Regions from separate parts of the Mus musculus genome. Here region 2 is linked to region 1. The links are chromatin loops, found by intact Hi-C in ENCODE. Cell type or tissue: left cerebral cortex. All regions are shown on one strand.

Region 1 (2,500 bases):
AAATGCCCTCCAGGTTTGCCTGTAGCTCTTGTGGAAGCCTTACTTATTTGAGGTTCCCTCTTCTCCCAGCATGGTGCTATTAGGAGTTAGTACAGGTGCTTCCTGGTGGCAGGTCCTTAGGTTACTCAGGGCACAGTGCACCCTCAGCTCCTCCCATCTTCTTTGGGTCCCTAGTCACAGTTGTGCTTTCCCTCGGTCCCACTGTGACTGACACCCAGCTTTGTCAAAGATCCCAAAGCGATCACCTATGTACTGAATCCTCCCAAAGTGTGAACCCAAATCAACGTTTTCCTCTATAGAGGTTGATTATTTGTTAGTCACAGTGATGAGAGCACTAAATTACACTATGGTGGTATGAACCCCAATTTGTAAATGAAGCGGACAGCCTAGGATGGAGTAGAAGACAAGAAGGAATTTGAATCCAGTTAGAATTCAAATGCGGGCTCTTAACTGCCAATCTACAGCAAAATAAGTCCTTTCAAATCTACAGAAACCTGTACCCTGGCATGTATGTCTCAGACATTTCAGTTGATTTAACAGTTATGTAAGTAGTTATCACATATATGGTATATTAACAGTATAAGCAAGTGTCTAATAAGAACATTTTTTTTCCTTTAAACTAATTTGAATTGCTTCTTTGGCTGGAGGAGAGTGCATTTCTTTTTCTAGCTATGAATTCGCGTCTTGTCTTCTCCATTGGCTCATCATGCCAGTGCATCCGTCTCAGGAGACAGATGTTGTACAGAAGAAACAAAACCATGCAGGCAAACACGGACTTCCTCGGCTCTGCTTCCGGCCTGAGTCGCTCCGCAAGGGCAAAGATTGAAACAAAGGCAGTAAAGGCATCTGCTGGTTACACATTTCTAAATCGGGACCACGGAATCCATTGCCCCTCACTGGAGTGTGGTCTCCATGGCAACAAAGATAGCAGGAAGCTGGCCTATATTCTTATCAGGGAGCCTTGGAGAGGAGATTTTCTTTACAAGAGCGCCCTCTACACACCAAATGGAGGATAGACCTCAGACATTTCTGGATGCTGAGAGGACCCTTCAAATGGTAAGAGATCATTGCAAATAAAATAAAATAAAATAATAAAATAAAATAAAATAAAATACATAAAGATAAAATAAAATAAGCCAGTATAAAGATGAAAGCCAAGACATTCAGTCCATTTACTGAACGCACTGATTACGTACGGTACAATCCTTTAACTTTCTTTCCACTTTTCCTGATAGAGTAGACATAAAAGTTCTGTTGCTCATGTTTTAAAGATCTGTTTTCATTTTATTGATGTGTATGAGTGTGTGTGGAGCTGGAGCTTGAGGTGGTTCTGAGTTGCCTGACAGAGGTGCTGGGAATTGAACTTTAGTCCTCTGCAGACACTGTTCCCTGCTGCTGCTCACATGAACTTCTACCGAAGGAAGAGAAACACTTTTTGTGAAGTTAAAAAATGTTCTTTCCTTGTGACTTAAGAGGCTGCATCAAAAGGGATTCATAATTCACCATTGCAAACAGCTGTCAATTAAAACGTGGTATATACAGGCTCCCCAGGACCCAAAACAAAACAGAGCCAGGGTGTCTCTCTCCATTTCATCCCACGCTTGGCCTCTATTCTGTGTTCACACTCAGTGTTCTTATAAAATATGGTGTTGTAAACCAGCTATTATGAGCTTTCCTCTTTATAATCAGTTATGAAATGTGTCTACAATTCATTATGAACTCACACAAAAACTTTATAAGGTTATTTTCATAAAATAAATCATCGTTGCATTTTTATTTTCTCATTACTTTGATGATAACCTTGTGCAAATGGCAACAATTTTATAATAATTCTTCCTAACAAAACTTTCAACTTAAAAAAAATTAAACATTTTCATTCCTGGGCTGGGGGGTGGCACAGTTGGTAGAATGCTTGCTGTATAAACAGGAGGTCCTGAAGGAATCTAACTTAGGACTGGTGTATAGTAAGATCAGCATAGCCTCTTGTGCTCCTGGGATCTCAGAGCTGGGGAGACAGACTGAAGCTTTGTCAGTCTGTCCAGTTGACTCAGTGAGCTTGTAAAATAAGGTGGAGAGTGGTTCTGTGTGTGTGTTATGTATATGTGTATGTGGTGTGGTGTGGTGTGGTGTGGTGTGTGTGTGTCTATGGTCTGTATGTATGTGATGTGTGTGTGGTGTGGTGTGCGTGAGTGTGTATGTAGTATGCATGGTATGTGGTGTGTGGTGTTTGTTTATGTATGTGATGTGCATGGTATGTGGTATGGTGTGTTTGTGTGTGTGTGTGTGTGGTGTATATATGTGTATGTGGTGTGGTGTGTGTGTGTGTCTATGGTGTGTATGTGTGTATGATGCGTGTGTGGTGTGGTGTGGTGTGTGGTATGTGTGTGTTTGTGTGTGTGCTGTGTGATGTGTGTGAGTGTGTATGTATTTGTAGTGTGTGTGGTATGTGATGTGTGTGAGTGTGTATGTAGTGTGCGTGGTATGTGGTGTGTGTTTTTGT
Region 2 (2,500 bases), 100 kb before region 1:
TTGGCGTTACCAGGAACGAAAAGAAGTATATGTAGTTTGATGGTTTGAACTCCCGTAGGTTGGAGCCCACCTATGGGTGCTCACATCCAAGACACAGTTGTCTTTTCTTTTATGGAAGGGGAGTAGAGCAGGGGAGCACAAAGGCAGACAATTGCTGGTGTTCTTAAGCATCACACACCCACAGAGGATGTGAAAGGATTCAGTTGGGCCAACTCTTCCTTCCCACTCCCAGACAGTGGGTGCTAGCACCTGTAGGAATCACCCACTCCTGTCCCCAGTGAGAGTCAGTCCCACGGGAGCTGCTGAGGTTTGTCTGCTCTTTGTGTTTCAGATATGATAGTTTGCAAAGTAAATTCAGCTAACCCCTCCTCCATCCCCTCTGCAAGCTGTGCCTTCTCCCAAGCTCATCACCTTCCCCAGGGCCATCATTCTCATCCATTGAGCTGCAAACTTTAGTGGATGAAAGTGAAGTCGAGGAGCCGCCATGCTGAGAGATCTGGAAAGGAACAGAAGCAGAAGAAGAAAAAAAAAAACCTGGGTCAGAATGAGGGAGCCTCAACACACCATACCCAGCCCGGAATCTCAGGAGCTAGTGTTGCCCCATCCCAGGGAGAAATTGGTCTTTAAACTTGGAAAAGGAGGTCTTCAGAATATCTAATGAGTGCCACAATTCCCACCCTCACGAGTAGCCAATAAGATGAGCAACTAGGAGAGGCTAATCGTTTGAACACTGGACTGCTTTTCTCAAAATCAGCACCCTTGAGCTCCCGTTTGCCAGATTTTAGATGTCTCACTCTGTCTTCTATTCTATCCTGAGTCAAATGTAGTGCCATTCTGGCTTTATCTGCTTTTTTTTTTTTTTTTACTTTGACAAGATCAAAAATGTCTCTTAAGTTAGTTATAAATATTCTACAAAACAAAAACCCAGCAAACAACTCAGCTTTAGCAAAACTTTAAGAGAAAAGTAGAAGAGTGGGTTTGCCACTCTCCGCTTTGAGATAGAGATACACAGTAAACCTGAGGCCAACTTGGCATGTTCCTTAATATGTCTGAGAGAAAGGCAAAATTAAAGCCTAGGTCAGAAGAGTCTCCTGTAATTCAGGCAGGTTTGACTGAAGACCCATGTAAGCAAACAGGGCTTTGACTACAGTGGGAGGGAAAATATTTAATATTAGAACTGACTGGGTACAATATTTAACAATGGAATGCTTCCGTCTCCACCCCTACTTCTTGAGAAAACAATTTTTCACACAGTTATGCTATTTCTAAATAGTGAACACAGCTCATCCTAAAAGTTCTTCCTTCTGTTCCCTGGGTTTATCCACTTGGTTGGCCTGATGGGAGCAGGAGGCGGTGAGGGGGCGGCATTGGCTCATGGTGCTGGCTGTCTGTGGAGCAGAGAGAAGGGAGAGCGGCTGTAGTTGCATTTATCACGAAGTGGTGATGAGAAGCAAACTTGACCTACATTTCCTCTGCTTACCCGTCTCCCATTCAACCTCCACCCGGCTCCATCCAGCTATAACTGAGCACAAAAGGGGCAGAGAAGTTGTATGTGGCTCATACCCAACAGCCTCCTGCACAGAAAACCCAAATACCTTTGTCTTCATAAGACAGATCTATGTAGTTGAGGATATACCATGTACCCACTCCAGGGCCATCTGAGGCATTTCCTAAGTGACGAAGGGACAAAGATGGATATATCCCATTGATGAGTTCATTAATGTTGACAGTTGATAAGATTAGAATGGAAATTATAGTATTGACAATACCTCTTCTTCCTTATAGAACATTCTAGAAGTTTTGATATTACTGTTGTATACCCCCTAGTGTGATACAGTCTACATAATGTGCCTTGAACTTCCACATATCACAAAAATATTCCCTCAATACACCTGGAGGCCTGAACTCATCTGCTCTTATGTAGCCTCTGACTGACTAGGAACACAGGTATGTCACATCCCACAGCAAAGATCCTAACTTCCAAACAGAGGGCTCGCTTTTCTTTTTCTTTTCAAAAGCACTATAGTACAGAATCACAACCCACCATGTCGGAGGCACTGTCAATGTATCAGCTTCAAAGTCACTCGCTTGACTCTCAAGAATTCCTGTTTGTGAAAATGTTATCATATCTGTACTTATCATATCTCTACAGAAGGCTGGGCCACGGCAGGTTTATTACATCACAGGCTGGAGAAAATAAACTTTAACATGGTTGCACTGGAAGAGGTGTGTACTTTTCAGAACAGCAAGATTCTTGGTCTCCTGCATCGTTCAAAATGCAATGGCAATCCAGACAGAAAAGCACTAAATAAAATGGGTAAGCTGGAGAACGTCTCTTCTGGGCTTTCTAGCCCTGGGTTTTGTGGGTTTTGTCGTTGTTTGTTTGTTTGTTTGTTTCTCTTGGCATTGCAAATGGTGTTGCATAGTGTAGATATGTCATGGGTTGTAGGTGGCAGGTGCTACCTTATATTGTATTCCATAGTTTACAATCCAAAGACAT

Evidence for each region. Hi-C counts contacts between places; a loop is a spot of excess contacts. Peaks named below come from ENCODE experiments on the same cell type or tissue, not always from the same donor. Only the 100,000 strongest peaks of a DNase experiment are listed, where the experiment ranks them.
Region 2: it touches region 1 in a loop (3-fold over the local background); 9 of 42 quality-filtered maps call a loop at or near these places.

Annotation. Positions count from the first base shown.
Region 1 is chr3:55,372,261-55,374,760 of GRCm38, reverse strand. The region is part of intron 3 of Dclk1 (doublecortin-like kinase 1); the gene reads right to left. Among named protein-coding and RNA genes, the nearest start is that of Gm9831, 30 kb to the left of the region's middle. In left cerebral cortex, a CTCF peak has its summit at 988; a DNase peak (open chromatin) is centred at 869; H3K4me3 peaks cover 436 bases; H3K27ac peaks cover 1,219 bases.
Region 2 is chr3:55,475,801-55,478,300 of GRCm38, reverse strand. Dclk1 (doublecortin-like kinase 1) reads right to left here. Exons shown (of 17, transcript NM_001195538.2): 7 at 412-496. Gm31443 (a long non-coding RNA gene) reads left to right here. Exons shown (of 2, transcript XR_003954477.1): 2 at 2,153-2,500. Among named protein-coding and RNA genes, the nearest start is that of Gm31443, 6.1 kb to the left of the region's middle. In left cerebral cortex, no CTCF peak of the experiment used is centred here; DNase peaks (open chromatin) are centred at 267 and 1,378; H3K27ac peaks cover 670 bases.